2 separate regions of the Mus musculus genome follow, and region 1 is linked to region 2. Evidence: chromatin loops called from intact Hi-C (ENCODE). Cell type or tissue: left cerebral cortex. All regions are shown on one strand. Links, peaks and the distances in the headings refer to the core of each region. The heading gives the core; the rest is flanking DNA. Region 1 holds the start of Snx1 (sorting nexin 1). Region 2 holds the start of Ppib (peptidylprolyl isomerase B).

What was found. A loop is a pair of places that touch in the nucleus more often than their neighbours do. Peaks named below come from ENCODE experiments on the same cell type or tissue, not always from the same donor. Only the 100,000 strongest peaks of a DNase experiment are listed, where the experiment ranks them.
Region 1: it touches region 2 in a loop (8-fold over the local background); 12 of 42 quality-filtered maps call a loop at or near these places.

Annotation. Positions count from the first base shown.
Region 1 is chr9:66,118,870-66,128,953 of GRCm38, reverse strand. Snx1 (sorting nexin 1) reads left to right here and starts at 4,068. Exons shown (of 15, transcript NM_019727.2): 1 at 4,068-4,347. The coding sequence starts at 4,189. It overlaps Ciao2a (cytosolic iron-sulfur assembly component 2A), which reads right to left and starts at 2,343. Exons shown (of 5, transcript NM_026635.3): 1 at 1,984-2,343. The coding sequence starts at 2,107. In left cerebral cortex, for the core only: CTCF peaks have their summits at 2,329 and 9,106; DNase peaks (open chromatin) are centred at 2,328, 4,046, 5,097 and 9,159; H3K4me3 peaks cover 3,283 bases; H3K27ac peaks cover 2,692 bases.
Region 2 is chr9:66,055,128-66,065,570 of GRCm38, reverse strand. Ppib (peptidylprolyl isomerase B) reads right to left here and starts at 5,402. Exons shown (of 5, transcript NM_011149.2): 1 at 5,171-5,402; 2 at 3,991-4,104; 3 at 2,489-2,582; 4 at 1-84. The coding sequence starts at 5,305. Snx22 (sorting nexin 22) reads left to right here. Exons shown (of 6, transcript NM_001379335.1): 6 at 1-397. In left cerebral cortex, for the core only: no CTCF peak of the experiment used is centred there; DNase peaks (open chromatin) are centred at 4,265 and 5,475; H3K4me3 peaks cover 2,411 bases; H3K27ac peaks cover 1,122 bases.

The DNA.
Region 1 (10,084 bases), core at 2,085-10,084, 63 kb before region 2:
GATTTTTTTAAAAAGATATCAAGCTTGTTCTCACATTACTCTCCTAATTTCCTCTCACCCACAACTAAGTTTTTGTTGCTCTGTATTGACATGAAGGTCTGCTCTTCCAGAGGACTTAAAATCAGTTCTCAGCACCCACAACTGGCAATACACAACCTCCTGTAACTCCAGCTTCAGGGAGACCCAACACTTCTGGCCTCCATGGACACACACAGACTTAAAATTAAAAACAAACAAACAAACAAACCTCTTTTTTAATACTTAAAAAGATGATTCATTTATATTTAAAAGTTTCAATGGGTGGTGGTGGTGGTTGCGAGATGATTCAGTGGGAAAAGGGGCCTGCCACCAAATAAGCCTAACCTCCTGGGTTTCCATCCCCAGGAGCCACTTGCTGGAAGGAGAAATCTAACGCCAGCAAGTTGTCCTCTGACTTCCATATTTGCACTATGACTTGCATGTGTATGTGCAAACATGCACAAAGTAACTAAATGTAATAAAAGTGATTTGAAACTTCAGTATTCAATTCCAGTCTACAGTCTAAAGAAACAGCCTACCACACCTCCACCTGCAGTCACCATCAGGTGCCTCCTTCTGGATAGCCAATTCTGTCTTCTCATCTCCATATTTTACTCTAGTTTCTTCAGCGTATGCGACCTCTGACATATCCAAACTACTCTTCAAGACCTACCCAAGTAACTGTCTAACATCATCACAGATGTTTCTAGTCAATTTCTCTTTCCTCTGCGTCTCCATACCTCCTACTTAAGCTCATGACCTCTGACTGCATTTTGTATTTTTGCATAAGTGGGTGTCATTCAATGCAAACTTGAGGACTAGAATCATCTCTCTTGAAGAGTTGTATTTCTGGTCCCCGGAAGTTTCCAGACGCTATATGCAGAGGTATGGTAGGATGGGAATGTTTTGTGGAGATAGTACAGTAGCAATTATCTTCTGCCTGGGGTTAAGTCAGCCTTGCCTCTCTACCAAGAGATAAGGGAACCTGATTAGCTCCCGGGCCATTCCATCTTTGGAATCCTTCTTCCTGGCCTATAATTCCACCTAAACTGTATCTGTAGGAGCATCTCTCTTAGTGCTACATCTTGGCCTTTTTGTTTTCAAAAAAATAGGGCTAGTGGTGGAACACACCTAATTTGTATGAGACTCTGGATTTTCTCCCCAATCCTGATAAATAATACTACAAATGGTCAACGGAGGGAAGAGAGGGGCTGGGGAGGTAGGGTCAAGAGTGGAGAAGGAAAGAGGGAGGGAGGGAGGTGGGGGAGGAGAGAGAGAGAGAGAGAGAGAGAGAGAAACACGAACAAGCATTACATTTTCAATCACAAGTTTGGTTTTTTCTGTTTCTTACTGACAATATGACCCTCTGGGTACTTGTTAAACAACCCACTCCCCATCTGTACAATGAAGACAGTCCCTCAAAGTGGAGAGTCTCTGAGTGAATACACGAACACACTTAACTGTGTAAGAAAATTGTAAATTTAAAGCCTCTCGCTGAGATATCTATCCCTACCTCTTCACTTCCTATTGATTCTGTCACACAAGAGAGTTGCTATGACCTTGGGCCAGTCCCCAACTCGGCCATTACCAAACAGTGACCTCAGTTATGGCGGGAGGAACGCAAGTCCAGGAACTAAAGAAGGAAAGACTCTTGAGTAGTGAAATCTTCGGCATGCTTTGCTTCTTGATCACTGTAGGCTCATTCTGCCCACATCCCTTGACACTGTCCCTAGAGCTGTAGGCAGTCCAGGGTAACAAAGCGTTTATGAGTTCCTGGCTCAATTTCGCTCCAGGTTTAGAAATAGCCCGACATTGCTGTGTGACTTAGGACCCGGAAGAACATGCTTCCCTCTAAGTCTGGTAAAAACCCCAAGGGTCCACTCCAGCCCAAGGGTGAGGCCCTCCTCCACCCCCTCTCCAATGCCGCCTCTCAAACACCGTCAAATAGTGCCCTGGGTAAATTACCATAAACTTCTAGCGCTTTCTCTTCCATGATCCGGGGCTGCCAGGCAGCTCCGTGCTCAGAAAAGCCTGAGAGCCATAGGACCCTGCTCAGCGTCCAGGAAAGCAGCCCAGACACTCGCTCCATCCTCACGTTCCGCCATCCCTGGCGACTGTCCCAACCGAGCCACCGTCTTTCCGCAGCCGACCTCGAGAGAGAACTTCCTGGTCTTCAAATAAACCAAGACATGTGTAAAGGTTTAGGGGAGCAGAGAATAGGCGGGACTCAAAACTGCAACGCGAAGGACCTAGGGAAATTAGCTGTAAAGACTACATGTCCCAAGATGCTCTGCTCGATTTAGAAGGCACAGAAAAATCCTTACGGCCCGTTAGGCGCATTGCATGCTGGGATGTCTAAGGGGCGTTAGCGGAGCGGCGGCGAAATGTATATGGGGCTTGTAGTCTTAGCCAGAGGATCGTGTAACGGACTGTTATACGTCACCAAATGCCCCACTCAGTTCCTAGGAAGAACTAAAGATGAATCCTAAAGAGGTAGGGGAAAGGAGATCAAGGTTACTACTACTGGAAGATATTCTAGAACGGAGACTCTACAGCTATTTCTCAGAGGAAGCCACTTCCAAACAAATTTTTCTTACTTTCTGACCAGGCCGGAAGTGGATTTCCTTTGCGGTGAAAGGGGTTATTTTGGAAGACCAATGTTGATAGGCATGCCTACGGACAGGGAAGGCTTAGTTTTCTTATCTCCTAGAAACTTAGTTTAGTGCAGCTTCTCTCCATGGGGAGGATTTCTATCGACCACCACCCAAATTACAGCGAGAGAACTTTATCTGTGTTCACTATGTAGTAATGATAACGGAGATGAACATCCTAAAAAAGCATTTCTTAACCTTTTTTTTGTGTGTTCATGGCTGTGATGGGTGCCAGTTACAGAGTTGATTGTGTTTCCACCTCAAATATTTATTAGACACTTAATTTGCCATACACAATGTGTATGCAGGAATAAAAGTTACAAACTAAGACACTCTCCTGACCTTCAGGCAGTTTACTTTATCTGTAAGGGAATCCACCCCTAATGTTGAGTTTGCAGTTGTAAACAGCCAACTTTGCTAGGCCTGGTGGCTCATGCCTGTAATTCCAGCACTTGGGAGGCCGAGGGAGGAGCATTGAGTTTGAGGCCAGCTTTGGACACAGAATTTCAGGCCTGCCTAAGGTGGTTTCAACCAGAAAAGCAAACCACCTCTGTTGGTGTTAGTGGCAGGTTTCAGCTCCTTGAAAGGATCATCTTGCAAATTAGTCCGTGATAACATAACCTATGTTATCTTTAAACTCTAGTTGACTTCGACTCACCAACCTGTGATTAAGTTCCGGGAACTTTTTTTTTTTTCGAGGCAGGGTTTCTCTGTATAGCCCTGGCTGTCCTGGAACTCACTCTGTAGACCAGCCTGGCCTTGAACTCAGAAATCCACCTGCTTCTGCCGCCCGAGGGCTGGGATTAAAGGCGTGTCACCACGCCCGGCTATAACCCAAAATTCTTAAGGACCGAATTTAATACACGGAAATCTCCCCTTTGTGTGAAGCCTGGCTTCTCAAAAAATCGATAACTTCTTTTTATTGTTGCACACTGTAACACTGAGTGTGTTTAAATTGTTGACTTACAAGACTGCCTCATTAAACTGTGAGCCAGGAGCTTTTGTGTTTGTATTTGAAACGCACAGTAAGGTGCCAAGCTCACAGTGAATGCTCTGTATATGTTAAATGAATTAATGTCCAAAAACTAAGTGGCAAAACTTCCTGCAGTCGTTTCAGCCCTCAATCAAAAATATTTATTGAATCTCTCAGAGAACACTGTGCTTGGCATGAGCAGGTGGCATGCAGAGGTTTTCAAACATTGTTAGTCACAGACTTTATTCAAACAGAACCTTAGAAGCGTGACAGATAGAGCCATGCAGGGCACAAAGACCCGGAGGAACTCCTCAGCCTCTAGCTCCTCCTCTGCCTACTTGGCCCGCCCCAGTGCAGCCTTGCGGTTCAGTGCTTGGATTGGCTGAGCAGCAGCCCAGGCCCCGCCCTAGGTCCCTCCCCCAGGTTCCGCCCCGATGGTCCCTCTGGGTCCATAACGGCCCTCGCGCACCTCACACGGCTGGAGCGCTTTGCTCGCGGCACTGTCTATAAAGTTGTTGTTGCTGCTTCCGCCACGGGTGGAGGAAGATGGCGTCAGGAGGTGGTGGCTGTAGCGCTTCGGAGCGACTCCCTCCGCCCTTCCCTGGCATGGATCCGGAGTCGGAAGGGGCTGCCGGGGGGTCAGAACCCGAGGCTGGGGACAGCGACACCGAGGGGGAGGATATTTTCACTGGCGCCGCGGCAGCCGTGAGTTCCCATCCTTGGGGCAGCAGACAGAAAAGAGCCCCCCAAAAGAGAACCCTTATTAAGGGTTCGAGGGCTTTGAAGATAGTGGGCCTGGTGGGAAATCTTCGCTCGGTGTCAGCAATCAGGACTCCAGGGCCCTGAGTAGGAAACGAGCCCTAGAGCCTGGCTGCCCAAGCCCGGGCGGGAAGAGACGAGGGGTGTGGTGGCTTCACCACGGATCCTTAATAGCCAAGAGCAACCTAGGCCGTCCCCTGGCCCAGAGGTGTGGTTACCCCAAGGATTCAGCGGGCATTTCTGCTGGTTGTGTCCTGGGCAGACTGACTTTAAACATGACAAATTAGAAAATGAGGTGCAGACCATCAGTTCCCTTGTTTTATTGCACCGAAAGTGGAAACGTGATCTAGGAAGGACCATGACCCGCCCACTGATCCTCCTGTTATACCCAGCACTTCCTGGTCATTACCAAAAGCCCATTCTGGATACTAGTTTATGGAAGTTAGGTTGTGACTCCTTTGATCTCTCCAGGAATCAGGGCAAATGCTGGTTGAGAGAAATAGATTACACGGATCAGAAAGCTTTTGTTTCTGTTAAAAGGATGCATTAAAGTGCTTGGAAACAGATCTGTAAATGTGAAGGGAAAAACTGTCTCCCATAATAAATATCTAGGTTTCAAATGAGAGCTAGCTGCTGGCAAAACAACCAAAACCTCCTTGTCTTTCCGTGTGGAATGTCATGGGTTAACAGCACCAGGAGAGATGTTTTGGGCTGTTTTATGAGAACACTGACTCATACCACTCGGTACAGTTAGTTCCAGCTTAGAAACGTCTTCAGTACCGAGTCTATGCAGTTATCTTCCTTTCTTGGTTATTGTTTCTCTTCAGAGTAGCTAATCAGTATCAGACTGAGTTAAATAACTTTAAATTCTGTATATAGCATGTGTCTGAAAACTTGGAGGTGCCCCTTACATTAGAAAAAATTTAGATTTTGGAGGGTTTTTTGTTTTTGTTTTTTTTAACATGGCCGTAGTTAAAATTTTACTATGTTGAGAAATTGAAGGCTATAATCATAAAGTGGTTGCTGGTGCTAATGACAGCAGATTGTCTAATGATGTCTGCTACTCTGAGAAAGAGTAACTTGCCGATAATGGAGTCTTTATTTCTGTTTAAGTATCTTTATATAGTTACTCTCATAAATCATGGAGAACAGCTACTGTTAGTAACTTCTGAGATGATGGGTGAAATACCTGAAAATTGAAACTGGCAGGGAGGAGCTGTTGTCCAGAGTTCTTAGTAAAAAGCACGAGACTGTGGTTTTACTGACCTCATCCAGTTAGTGATGGAGGCTTGATACTTCTTAAGACTGTAAAAATCTCTTGTCTTCTTCCCAAAAAATGAGGGAAGGATAGTCAGAATTACTTTGCTCTACCACAGAAAGCAGGTGCTGAGGTCAAACCCAGCTTGTTGCAAATGCTAGTTATACATTCTACCACTGAACTATGTCCTCAGTAGCTAGATATCTTTAGATTTGACCCAGAATACTACTCTTCAAGAAACCAAGGCTTCACTAAGCGATTTTATTAAGCAACCATTAGTTATAAATTATATTTTTAACAGATGCTTTAGTTATGAGACAAAGAATTTAGACTTCTACACAGTTAAAATGAAAGAAAAACACTGAAAAATTAAGAAATTAAGTTGGGCCTATTGGCTCAAACCTATAATCTCAGCTACTCTGGACCTGAGGCAGGGGCTCTGTTGAAAGTTCAGGTTCAGCCTGGGTACACCGAAGATTACAGAGTAGGTTGTAAAGTCTGATGCTAATCTAGGCAGTCTGCTTGCTTATTTTAACTTTGGTTTTTGTTTTGTTATCATTTGAGATAGGTTCTCACATAGCCAAAGTGTTGAACTCCCAATCAATCCTCCTGCCTACACCTCCGAATGGTAGGATGAGCATGTCCCACCAAGCTCAGTTTTGCTAGCTTATTCTTGGACAAAGTATTCTGTTAGCTAAATTTCCTGACAGAAAGAAAAGTTTCTTGGTGTGGTAAATCCCAACATCTGAAAGACTGAGGCAGAAGGATCAAGACACCACACTGGACTTCATGGGACGTTGTCTTAGGAAACGAAATCAGTGGGGATTCGGAGATCTTGATGAATGGGCAGAGTAAGAGAGATATGGTAGAATCACACACACACACACACACACACACACACACACACTCACACACTCACTCCTGTCAACAGAGAGGTGCTGTGTTTACTACTGGTTTTATGAAGGTTAAGTTAGGATGTGAAATACTTGGAACAGTTGTTTCTACACAATAAAAAAACTAAACTATTTTAGAGAGCTTGGGCTGTTTTTGTTGATAAGGGTTTCAGCAGTCAAAACTACAAAACTGAGCCGGGCATGGTGGCGCACGCCTTTAATCCCAGCACTAGGGAGGCAGAGGCAGGCGGATTTCTGAGTTCGAGGCCAGCCTGATCTACAAAGTGAGCTCCAGGACTGCCAAGGCTATACAGAGAAACCCTGTTTAGAAAAAACAAAAAACAAAAAAACAAAACAAGCAAACAAAAAAAAACCTACAAAACTGAATGAGTTAGAAAACAAAGCTAATTAATAAGATTGACTTGATCAGCTAAAAGTCATCAACTGATGGCTTCAGTGGCTTCCTATTGTTTTAAGTTGGTGTGTGATTGTGTGTGTGTGTGAGAGAGAGAGGGAGAGAGAGAGAAAAAGAGAAAGAAAGAAAGAAAGAAAGAAAGAAAAAAAAAGAAAGAAAGAAAGAAAGAGAAGAGAAGGGCTTGAGACCAGGCATCTGAAGCATTTTATTCTACTGTTGTACCATTGGGCTACATCCCAGCCTAACCTAACCTTTCTATTGTGATTTGTTAACATTTTAGAAACAAAGAAATAGGCATTACAGTATTAGGAAGCTGGGGCATGTAGCATTTAGAACTAATTCATGGTATGCATGTAATGTTCTGGACAGCTGCTGCTGTTAATCATCCCATCTGCTCTTTTCTACAGCCAAGAAGCCATGTCACTACAGTAATAAAAATGGGATTTGTAATAAAAAGATAGGCCCATGAGGAACATCTCAAAATATACATGCCATTCAGTAGAGTAGGAGACCCTGAAATCAAAAGAATTCTAAAACAAATCAGAAATCATTAATGAAAAGCCTGAATCCAAATCTTTGACATAGACTTGAATCCTGATATTTAGTTGAAGCTTTCTTCTAGAATAGGGTTGATCTCTCAGTAAAACAAGGCACTGGATTAGAGCCATTGGCATTTTAAATTCCCAATGTTATGTTCAGAAGATGGAAAAGTGCATGCAGGTTTTTACGCCACACATGACTGCACTGGTCTGCTTACTGTAAGGAAAGGGCTCACAACAGAAGCTGGCCCCTTTGTCCTCCAGTCTTATCTGCTCATCGGTTCAGCAGCCTGCCAGAACCACAGGAGATTTCTCTTTCAAATAAAAAGGGAGAAACTATGGTAGCTTTTCTTATGCTGAAAGGAAGGGAAAAAATATAGAGAAATGAAGTCATTGGCTTAGATTTTGGCCAAACGTCAAATATCAGTGTCTTTATTTGGTTTTATGTCAAGCCAATTAGGACTTTTTTTCTCATTACTCTCTTGTGAACTAAACCCTATTGACTAGAGAAAGGTCTGGGAAAATAGCATGTGATAAAGAAGGAAAGGCAAGAGACTAGAAAAGTCATGCTGAACAATTTGTCTTTGATTAGTCTAATATTACTTACAGAGCCATGTGCAAATGCTGAATGCCTGTAGTCCCAGCCCTTGGGAGGCTGAGGCAAAAGGTCACAAGTTCAAGGCCAGGCTGTTATATTGCAGACCCTGTCTTAAAACAAAAACAACAAAAGACTTATTTATATATGCCTTCGGATATTTAAAATTAACAAGAGAGTATAATATAATGTTATAAATGTAAATGTTTAAAAGTCTTAGATAGTAGACCAGCAAGGTAAAGGTGCTTGCTGATGACCCTGACCACCTGAGTTTGAGTCTAGGCACCCAAGAGAGAACTTAATCCTGAAAGTTACCCTCTGATTTCCTCCACATATGTGCTACAGTGCACACACACACACTAGTGTAATTTAAATTTTGCAGACAGGGTGGGTTTCAAGATGGGGTTTCTCTGTATAGCCCTGGCTGTCCTGGAATTCACTTTGTAGACCAGGCTGGCCTCAAACTCAGAAATCCGCCTACCTCTGCCTCCCAAGTTCTGGGTTTAAAGGCGTGCGCCTCCACTGCCTGTATGTAGGCTCATCTTATCAGGCTGATCCTTCTGCCTCAGCCTCCTCAATAACTGTGACTACAGTCATGTGTTACTGTGACAGTTTCTATGAGTAACAGTTTTTATGAACTCACTGTTACTTTATTCCTGAGACAAGGCCCCATGTGGCCCAGTCTGACCTCTTGGTCTACAGCTGAGGATGGTCTTGAACTCCTGATCCTTCTGCCCCTACCTCGGATTGTGACCGTTGTATATACCTCATACAAGTGTAATCCTAGCAGTTTGGTTTGGTTTTTGTTTTGTTTTGTTTTGTTTTTGAGATAGGATCTATGAAGTTCAGGGAACCCTAGGATCTATGAAGGTCAGGGCATCCTCAGTCACACATCTTCCTGCTGTAACCTGAGTGCTGAGATTACAGGCATGGAACAGATACTGTCAGTATGTGTCTTTTTGTGCAGGCTTATTTTGCTAAGCATAATATCCTCAAGGTTCATCCTTGTGGTGAATATCAGTACTTTCTTTCGGATGAATAATATCCCATCCTGTATCTTATCTTTTTATCCATTCATATGCCATTAGACACTGGGATTACATTTTGGCTATTATGAAATGTGCTTTTGAACAAGAGTGTGCAAACATACCGTTCCTCTTTGGCTTCTTTTAGATCTATTCCTAGTAGTGAGATTGCTGCATCATATGGTGACACTATTTTTAATCTTTTTTTGAAGAACCTCTATATTTATATCATTTTACAATCCCAGCTCAGCTCTTTTTCAACCTTGAGTGCATATGGAATAAATTCTTTCAATCTGGACAGAATTTGGAAATTTTATTTTACAAAAACAAACAAACAAACAAAAAAGAAAAGAAAAAAAACATGAGTTTCCCTGTCAGTGTTTTAATTCTGTATTCTGTAAAGCATGCACATGGGTATTCCCCATGTTTAGCCTGTCTTCAGTAAATTTGTGAGTATATATGTGTAAGTTCATGTGGGATGGATGGGCTTGTGTGTATGCGTGTGTGTGTGTGTGTGTGTGTGTGTGTGTGTGTGTGTGTGTATGCATACCTGTGTGTCCAGAGGTCTAGTTATGCATTGTTCCTCAGGAGTCATGCATCTTGTGTTTTGAAACAGTTTCTCCCTGGGCCCTGGGACTTGCTGATTAGACTAGACTGATTTAGCCAGTAGCCCTGCCTTCCCAGCACTGGGAACGCTAGTGTGCCACCATGCCCAGCTTTTTAGATGGGAACTGGGGCTGAAACTCGGGTCCTTATGCTTACACGGTCGGCATCTTACTGGTTCACTATCTCCTTAGCCCCTTTCGTAAATTTCTTTTTTTCTTTAAAGGAAGTTATTTATTTTCCAGGTGTATATATGTTTTGGAGGGTACACGTATGTGTGTAGTGGGAGGTTCACTTCATTCCTGGTTTTTATGTGGCTGCTGGGGATTGAACTCAGGTCCTCATGTTTGAGTGG
Region 2 (10,443 bases), core at 1,426-9,425:
CATTGGCCATGCTCACCCAGCCAGGCCCGTAGTGCTTCAGCTTGAAGTTCTCATCTGGGAAGCGCTCACCATAGATGCTCTTTCCTAGGAAGAGGCAGAGCAGGTCAGGGAGGGGGGGCTGACCCCAAACAGCAGGTGCCTGGGCGAGGATCTGTCCTTGTTAGGCTAGGCTTTGGTGGCAAACAAGGACAGATGTCTTCTGTCTTCTACCCAAGCTGTCAGGACCAAGACCACCTAGGGTGTGAGGCCAGGCTGGGGGCGTGGGTGTAGAATCCTTCAGAAAAGGGCTGCTGTAACCTTCCCAGGGTTACAAAACAGGTGCAGCTTCGGGGGGAGGGGGGAGTTAGAACTCCTATTTGTTTTTACCAAGGAACATAAAATAAAAGATGCCCATGAACATTTGTCATTGTGTGGTCTTACCCGCGTTCTCGCGACCGGCCAGGAAAGACGCAACAAACCGGAATCTTCTGCGGCAAAAGCTTTATTGCTTACATCTTCAGGAGCAAGAGAGCAAGAGAGCAAGAGCAAGAGCAAGAGCAAGAGAGAGCAAGAAAGCAAGAAAAAGAACAAGAAAGCAAGAGAGAGAAAAAGAACAAGAACAAGAAAGCAAGAGAAAGAATGGCAAAACCCCGTCCCTTTTAAGGAGAATTATCCTCCGCCTAGGACGTATTACTCCCTGATTGGCTGCAGCCCATCGGCTCAGTTGTCATCACAAGAAAGGCAGAACACATGGCGGGAAAACTGCCCCTGCACGTGTGCAGATTATGTTTACCACTTAGAACACAGCTGTCAGCGCCATCTTATAATGGCAAATGTGAGGGCGGCTCCCAACAGTGTGGGGTGCAGGTTCAGGGCCATGACGGTGAGCACAGAGCCTCAAACCCTTTCCAAGATCCTGGTTGCAAAGTTGGTTTCCCCATTACCCACTAACAGACTGCTGGGCCTGAGAACGCTAGCACAGAAGCAGCCGTCCTCTCAGGCTGGTGAGAAGACCTGGCACGCACAGCGACCTGCTGCCAGGCATGGAGCCCACAGGGTGGAAGAGGGAAACTGGCTTTAGCGTGCACGCAATGTCGTGCGCCAGCCAACCTCATACACGCATACAGGTGGCCTGGTATGACAGGGAATGACATGAGGCGCTCCAGGCCAGTGACACACAGTGACTAACTTCCTTTGCTCTCAGGTCACTAGTGCTCATCCCACAGCTCCTCAGGATGCCTCAGGTCAGGGACTGACCAGGAGAGGTGGGTGACTGTGTGGCCTCTGGGGAGGCAGCGAACCAGGATTAGACTAGTTGGGGTGAGCTGGCCTGTTTCCTGCAATGGCTCTTGGCTGGATACTGACTGCTAAGACTTCCTATTTGCCTTCCATCCTTGGAAATCTTAGTTAACCACGAGACTGCAATTGTCCCTGTTCCAAAAAGTCCAATCTATAGCCTTAGTTTCATTCTCACCCTCAAGACACAAGGAGCTCCAAGTCACAAAAACAAACAAAACAAAACCCCTGAAATTTGTATTTTACCCTTTATGATGGTAAACATGAATCCCACTTAATCTATCACAGAACTCCCATCCATCTGCTTTGCAAATGGTTAAGCTTCATGCCTACCATTTTTTGTTTGTTTGTTTGTTTGTTTGTTTAAATTATTTTTTCTGAGATGGTTTCTGTTTAGCCCTGGCTATCCTGGAACTCACTTTGTAGACCAGTCTGGGCTCAAACTCAGAGATCCATCTGTCTCTGTCACTGCACATGCCACCACACTGGCTTTTATTTTTAAGTTTAAGTGTGTGGGTGTTTTACATACATATATGTTTGTGTACCACACATATGCGTGAGGAGACCAGAGGAGGATGTCAGATACCCTGGAACTGGAATTACAAACAGTTGTGAGTCAACACATGGGAATGGAGGCCAGGGCCCCTGCTCCTGTCAATCCTCTCTACCTGAGTCATTTCTCTAGTCCCTGGTGTGCTAAAATTGACCAGGCTGGCCTTGAAGTTACTCAGGAACCTCCTGTCTTAACCTGAGCGCAGAGGTTACAGGCACCACTACACTTGCCTTCAGTTCTCTAGCTTTACTTATTTGTAGAGTGTGTGTGTGTGTGTGTGTGTGTGTGTGTGTGCGTGTGTGTGTGTGCGTGCGCACACGTGCGCGCATGCATAGTGGTCAAAGGCCCCTTTTGCAGAAGTCACTTCTCTTTTTCTAATGTTTGAGACCCAGGAAACAAAGTCATCAGCCTTGGCCTCAAGTCCCTTTACCCATCTTTTTGGCTCTAAGTTTATGTGCATGTGTTTTACACAAGCAACAGATTGTGTGGTGCAAGCTACAGACTTGTTAATTGCACTGGGCTGTCCTTTCAAAGAAGGGTACAGCTAGTCTCAATGCAGGAGAGAAGCCGGCCCCTAGAGCAGGTGAAAGGAGATGCCTGGCCACCCCACCTTGGACACTACAGTGTCAAGACTCTTCTGCTCAGAGGGCCTGAAGTTACCTCCTGTGCCATCTCCCCTGGTGAAGTCTCCACCCTGGATCATGAAGTCCTTGATGACACGATGGAACTTGCTGTTTTTGTAGCCAAATCCTTTCTGGAGAGAGGGAAGACAGGAAGGGAGAATGAGGCAAGAAGGGGATGGCAGACAGGCGTGCACAGCCTCGCCCACAGTGCTTTCTGGTATAGATGCAGCATTTAATGTACCAAGGGAGGGACCAGCCACTGCAGGCCAACACAGAGCATACAGATCTAGAGGTGGGGGAAGCAGATCTCTCTACTGTTCTTGAATAATGTAACCCAGGCCATGAAATGCCATTTTCCCTCTGTGTTCTCTTAAGAGGTCTGGGGATATATCTCAGCCAGCAGTGTTTGTCCTAGCAGGAACACAGTCCTGGGTTCTACCCTTAGCACGGTATAAGTTGAGTGTGGTGGTGTGTGCCTGTTATCCCAGCACTCAGGAGGTAGAGGGAGGCATAATCAGAGGCTCAAGGTCACCCCTGGCTACAATCAGGTTCAAGGTCAGCCAGGGGCAGCATAAAACTGTCTCAGGAAAAACAAAATAAAACAGACAAGTTAAAATACAGAATTAATTAAACAGAATATATGTTTCCTTAAAAATTCCTTGTCATGGGCTGGTGAGGTGGCTCAGTGGATAAGAGCACCTGACTGCTCTTCCGAAGGTCCGGAGTTCAAATCCCAGCAACCACATGGTGGTTCACAACCATCCCTAACGAGATCTGGAGTGTTTGAAGACAGCTACAGTGTACTTACATATAATAAATAAATAAATCTTAAAAAAAAAATTCCTTGTCATATTCTTGGATCAAGTTCCTTGGACCCTTTTATTCTTTTTTAAAAACTGCTAACTCAGCTATGTATGTAGCGGCACAAGCCTTTAATCCCAGCAATTAGGAATCTAGGCTAGCCTGATCTAAGAGCAAGTTCCAGGACGACCAGTGTTAACCAACTCACTACTTCCCCCTCCCCCCCCCAAAAGCTCTTATTCCAAAACTTGTCATATCACATGGTCTAAGAACATTCAAATAAAAACTCAAAAAAAAAAAAAAAAATCAGATGTTAAAGTTTACTCTCTAAACATTGCAGCCACACAGTACCATGTTTGTCTATGTTCTCTCTAACATAAAACCACGTTAACACTTCAGTAGCCGCCACACCATTTGGCAGAGACAACTGTGAGGCTGCCAGATTTAGCACTGTGGATTATTATTCTATTATGACTAGCTGTAGGAAGCAGCAGGGGTTGGAAGAACCAGTCCAATCTCTGGGAAGTGCCAAACTGGGCAACTGAGGCTCTGAGTAAGTCACCGCAGTTCCAGGGCCTTCTCCAGAATTAAAGACTGGACCCCTTTATTCCCACTTAATATACAAAAATATCTCATCCTCAGGGAAGCCAGCTAATGAAGTCTGTCTACCACTACACACGGGCCACACTCTGAAGCCCCAGCTGCTCCCATCCCTACTGTGTGGGGTTAGCCACTTACCTCTCCTGTAGCTAAGGCTACAAAATTATCCACTGTTTTTGGAACAGTCTTTCCAAAGAGTCCAAAGACGACTCGTCCTACAGATTCATCTCCAATTTGTAAATCAAAGTATACCTAAGGAAAGTGAACAAGTCCAAGCTTAGCCTTCACAGGGGCCTTGGTAGAGGAGGGCCTGAGGAGTTACCCCATGAGTGAGAACAAAGCCTAAAGCTGTGGCTGAGTAGGGCAAAACCTTTGTACAAATCCAACAAACAGGCTGGAGAAACAGCAGCTGTTAAGAGCATCTGCTGCTTTCCCAGACCCTAGAGCTTCTGTTCTCAGCACCTAGATGGTGGCTACAACCATCTGTACACTTATGAAAGCTCTAGTAGTCTCCAACCCCAGTACTAGGGAGTACGAAATGGTGGGCCACTGCAGATAAGCCGTCCACCACTGAGCTAATAACCCCAGTAATTAATCTTGCTAAATTGTAGTCTCCCTCAAGTAGCTGGGAGTAATATATGCCACAGCACTTGGGTCCACCCCAAGAAAGGATTACAGACTGCCTTATGGCTTAGAGGAAAATTCGGTTGCGGCCAAGCCTGAAGACCAGAGACCAACGTGAATGGACTCCTGCAAACTGTCCTCTGACCTCTACGGTTGCACTGTGGTACCCGAGTCCCTCTCCCTACTAAGTAAATAATGTAACATTTTTTAAAAGTTTTCGTTCTCAAGACTATAGAATAGCAATCTGTGCTCTTTAAATGATTCCAGATTATAGAAACATACATTAAAAGGGGGACATACACAGGGAGATACACTGTGCTTGCAAGTTTAACTATATTTACTGTGTGTGCTACAAAACACACTAAACTGGAGAGACCATAGTAAAAGATTCGGCAATTCTGATCCATCACCATTTCCCAGCAATGCAGGGGATGTGCAAAGGGACCGTCCTAAGGATGTCCGTGCTGGCCGAAGCTGGGCATCCTGGGTCAGGGCGGGGGGCTGGGGGAGTCTGGGTTATTCTCTAGTCTGAGTAGATAGGGCGAGCCTGGCTTCAAGAGATCAAAGTCGACCCAAGGAAGAACTGAACAAGAACAAGGACGCTCAGGTCGGAACTACTGGGCCAGACCCGCTCCGGCTTGAGCCGGACCTAAGGCGGCGGAAGGCAGGCCTCGCTGGTGAGGGGAGCCCAGACCTTGACTGTGACTTTAGGTCCCTTCTTCTTATCGTTGGCCACGGAGGGTCCGGGCAGCAAAAGGAAGACGACGGAGCCCACGATGAGGGCGGCGGCGAAGAGCACCTTCATATTGCGCTCCGAGAGGCGCAGCATCCACCGGCAGCAGCAAGAGCGGTCGGGCAGCCCGGACCGGAAAAGGGTGTGGACGCGCAGCGTGCGCGTGGCCGCCCAGGCGTGGGGTGGACCCGGGGCCGCGGGCGGTCTCGTAGCGCCAGGAGCGCGCCACGTTCTCCCTGCGCAGCGACGCCGAGTGGTAGGCGCTGCCGGGGGCGGGGCTGCGGGTGGCTGCCACGTTACAGCCCTCTGATTGGGTATGTCAAGGCGGTGCGCAAAGGCAGCGTTGGGATTGGTATCAGAAAGAGAGACTACGCACCCCAGCGTGCCTTGCGACCCCACCTGCCCATCCAACTTTCAGACTTTTGTCACGGCGTGCAAAGACCAGTCGCTGCCAAATTTGGAGGTGGTCTTCAGAAGACTGGACACACTTAACCTTAGTACTAGGGGTTGAATTTAGCGGTTGAGCGTTACAGCATAGCCTTCTATATCTTCTATAATGCCTTGCTTGGGGACCGGGCGTAGTGGCTCACACCCGTCATCCCAGCACTGGGCAGGGTGAAGTAGGATGGTAAAAAGTTCAAGGCCAGCCTGGGCTACAGAGTGACTACTAGTTCTTTTTGGACTAGAGTGAGACCTTGTCTTAAAACGAACACGACCAGTCATGGTTGCACGTCTCTTTAATCCCAGCACCTTGGAGGAAGAAGCAGAAAGATTTCTGTGAGTTTAAGGCGGCTTCTATGTAGTTAGTTTCTGGCTATTAAGCATAATATAGTAACACCTATGCCCGAGAACAAAAAAGGGGTGGAGTCGAGGGGTGAAGAGATGGCTCAGTGTTAAGGTTCTTGCTCCACAATCATGAGGACCTGAATTTGGACCCAGCTCTAAAAGCAGATCATGGCCATACTTTATGACTCTAATCCTAGTGCTGTAGTGGTGCTGGACATAGGCGGGTCTGGTAGCCTTGCTTGCTTCCAGACTAGTTCTTTGATTGAGGTAGAGATCCTGTCTCAAAATGAAGGCCCAGAATGATAAGAGCTCTACACATAATGTGCATGCATTACACACACACACACACACACACACACACACTGCTTCCATTTTTAGTTTTTACTAATTTACTACTCATCTTTGTCTTGGAATCCTGTGCTTAACTGCTGTGTGCGCCTATGAAAGGATGCATTCTGTTGGATACTTTGGTATTTATCTTTTCCTTTTTACAATGTCTCATTGCATGTGAGTGGGTAGACACGTAGTTACCTGCATGTGGAGGGAGTTTATTCTCTCCTTACATCACAGGGACTCTGAGGGTTGAACCCATGTCCTTTGGCTCAGAGGCAGCAGGCAACTTTACTGAACCTGAGTTATCCTACCGGCTCCTGGTGTTAAATTTCTTTTCTTCGCACTTTGTTTTAGGAGAATGAGCCCTTGCTGCACATAGTCTTTACATAGCTCCCCTAGCCTGTCTCCAGGGCTCGGTGCTCAGCAGGTATTGGTTGGGGTGGCTTCACATTAACATAGAAGTGGAAAATAACATATACAAAGGTCTGTGGCTGACTGCCTTTTCTTTTTCATAGCTGCAGGTGCTTCCATGGGCTGTTTTCGGTTGTAACACACACTTGGTGTTGCTCCATTCTATAGTGCACACACTTTGGCGTTTGGAGTCTTACACTGTGCTGATTCCAGTGATATTTACCCTATAGGCTCGGGCATTTGAATGCTTGATCTCCAGTTGTGCTGCTGTTTGGGCAGGCTTAGAAGGTGGGGCCTTGTTGGAGGAAGCTCATCACTTGGTAGGATATGAGGTTTCAAAGCCCTGCACTATTCCTAGCTAGTGTTCTGCTTCCTGCTTCAGGTTCTGGATATGAGCTCTCAGCTGTTCCTGTTGCCAGGCAAAGAGGCAAGAATAAAACTCAGCTCGGCATGACCTAGCCAGGCTAGTTCGACTTTCTGGGGTCTGACACCAACCAGTGTAGGTTTTTCATACTTGAGTAAAACCTTGGGGGGAAAAGTTTCCTTGTGACAGCTATCACAACAAAGCTTAAGGTGTGCCTGCAGTGGAACTCCCTTGCAAAGCACATGTCCTTTGCAGAGCACTTATGTCCCTCCTTCCACAAGAACAGGCTCTAGTGACTGACAGGCAGTGCTCAGAACAAGAGCCTAGGGAGCAAAGGTTTCTAATAAGCAGAATAGCAAACTCTTTTTCAAAACGCACAGGACCTCTTTCATAGGGGTTATACTGACTCAGAAACAGTGCCCAGGCGTCTGGGGGATTCTGAGTGAAGGCTGTCTTCACAGAATAGCAAAGGTCGCTAGGTTATTTCTTCCACTGGGAAAAAAACAAAACAAAAACAAACCCTGTGTGTTAAAAAAAAATTCTGGTTTATCTGGTCTTGTTTATTAAGTAGGTAGACTTCTCACCCTCTACACATTTTTATAGTTTGAAACTATGTAGCTTGGTCTGTGTATGGTGTGCAGTGAGTGCTCTCAAGTCCCGAGTCATCTCTCCAGCCCCCTAGAAAAGGAGTTTCAATGGTGAATCCCACAATGGGGCTGGCCTGGCAGTGGGAAGCAAGCATGGTCAAGACTGGCTAAAATGTGTCCAGCAGAAAAAAATCCCTCTTTCTCCCTTTTAAAAAAATAATTGGCAGGACTTTCATCTCTCTTTCTATGGGCTCTCTTTGTATTGGTTCCAGTGAGTGTAATGCTGCAGAGCTATCGATCTGAGTAGTTTGTGTCTATAATTGCAGACAATGCTTTGTCCCAAAGCACTGAGAAGAAGCCGTCTTAATCCCTCAGTCTCACTTATGGTGGTAAAGCCTTGGGTGATGGGCCTAGTTTGTTTGTTAGGCTTTAGCAGTGGAAGAGTATCTTGGTGGATCAGGGCCAAGGAATGCCACAAAGTCACCATGGAACAGGTATCACAGAAGAGGTTTGTTGGAGAGGGTGCTATACAGAGGCTGTCTCTGAGCAAGGCTGGAGGAGAAAGACAGCAGGCTGTGAAGCCACTGGCTTTACAAAGGGGGGTAGCACATGAGCTCAGGGAGAATATGCCACTTGTTGAGACAGTGGAAATGTGTCGAATTTGGCTTTGTCCAAGACATAGTACTCAAGTCCGTTGGATTGTGCCTGACTTTCCCCTCTTTACCTCCTGTCTGCTTCTGTCCAGGGCAACTCTTACATATGGGGATCTGAGGGTCAAGAAACCTTCACCTCTGACGAACAGTCCTTCCAAATAGGGTTGAGAAATTATTCAATAGCAGGCTGTCAGGAGCCGATTAAATTCCCATCACCCCTATGCCTACCCCTCTTTCTTCTTATAATGATCTTTTTGCCTGCTTCCTCTATGACTAGATAGAAGGCTGTTGCAAAGAGTGGCCAGCTGTATATGGAGGTTGCCCTTACTGGCCTAGTTTGTGCCATGTGCCACTTATACATCCTTGCTTCAATTCCCTCCTATGTTGACAAAATGGGGCCCTTCACCACTCCATCACAGATCTGAAGGGTTCCCAGGTGGGAAGTGGGTGATAGCTACAAACTCTACCATTTCTTCAACCCCAGCACCTGGTGAGCATGATTAAAAACCAGAGAAAATATATCTTGACTATTCAACCCCTGGAGATAGGGGAGGTAAGGGAGGTGATTCAGTATTCCTCCAGGGTCTTAACCTCTTTAACACCCCCTCTCCTAAATGATATAAAGACCTGTCTCTTTGTCTCCTGTTTCAGACTCTGACCTTAGCCTACCACCTCTTAATGAGACCTAACTTGGCTGCTTTGGGGATTGCTGCTGTGTGTTATACTTCAAGAGGTAGGACAGGTTGTGGGAACGATAGTGGTAGGTGACCAAAAGTTTGTGTGTGTGTGTGTGTGTGTGTGTGTGTGTGTGTGTGTGTATCTCTCTCTCTCTCTCTCTCTATCATCTCTATCTCTATCTCTTCCTTGAATGTGGAGCTCAGCAACTGCTAAGCTGTGTCTGCAGGTGTCCATCCCTGGGTAGTAAGGCCTAATTTTTTTTTTTGACAGGTGTGCCACAGGGGCAAAGAAAGATCCCAGTTAGTGGCCTAGGACCCTGAGGGCATAACCTGGTTTTTCTGTTACAGAGAGGGAGAAGAGATGGGTTAGGTCTAGAAGGTGTAGGGCTAGGGCCTAAAGGAGGGAGGGCCTGTAGGAACTTCTGAAAGGGCTTGGTGATGGATGTGAGAGGGGTTTTATGAAGGGCCAAGAGCTGTCTCATATAGGGGGCAAGGAGGGAAAGGGGGGTGATGGTGGTGGCTCAGAATCCAGGAACCTTCTTTGGTATACACCAGAAGCCTGGGGCCTTCTTTTTGGATTATCTCCAGAGAAAGCATTGTTTCTAGGAGCACTATGCCTACAGTCTCTTTCAAATCACCTTGCTTAGCACAATGAAAACATCTGAATTTTTTATTTTTCTTCACACCTTTCGAGATTACTTCCACTAAGGTTGCATCACAAGTATGAGATTCAATATCAGCCATATTTCTAATCCATTCATATATTGGTGCTGATCTTGTTTTTAGAGACCTGATCACTTTTTACATGCAGAACTAGCATTTTGGAAAGCCAAAGATTGGTTAATACTTAGCAAGCTTCTGATTCTGACACTCTTCTATTTATGGCTGAAGTCAATCTTTGTTGAAAGAAAAAACAATCACTGGGTGCTTCCATTGGACCCTGTATAATTTTAGTAAATGGTTCCGACCCTTTTCCTGTTTCTTCAACCTTGTCCCAAACACTGAAAGCTGCTGTACAACACAGCGCTACGGTGGCATCGTCATACTCAATTTGCACTTGTATTTCAGCACATGAACCTTCACCTAGCAGCCGATCCTGGGAAATATTGATACTGCTGGCTCTGTTCTATCTCCTTAGCTTCTTCTCTCCAACATCTATGTCTTGGACAACCAGGATGGGACTTGATAGAGCAAATGCAGACTAAATCCACCAAACTAATGTAGCACACTCAGCTGGGGCTGAACTGTGGTCCTCAATGGATCCCCAGTGGAACTACAATATCCCCTGGGGCATTCTAGCTAGAGATTGGTTTAGAACTTGCCTCTAAATAGGTTCAGTTGTCTCTCTTATAACGGGGTCCATCCCAGGAGCAGCTCATAAAGGCAAATACCACAAGAACTTATATACAGGTACAGGAAGAGC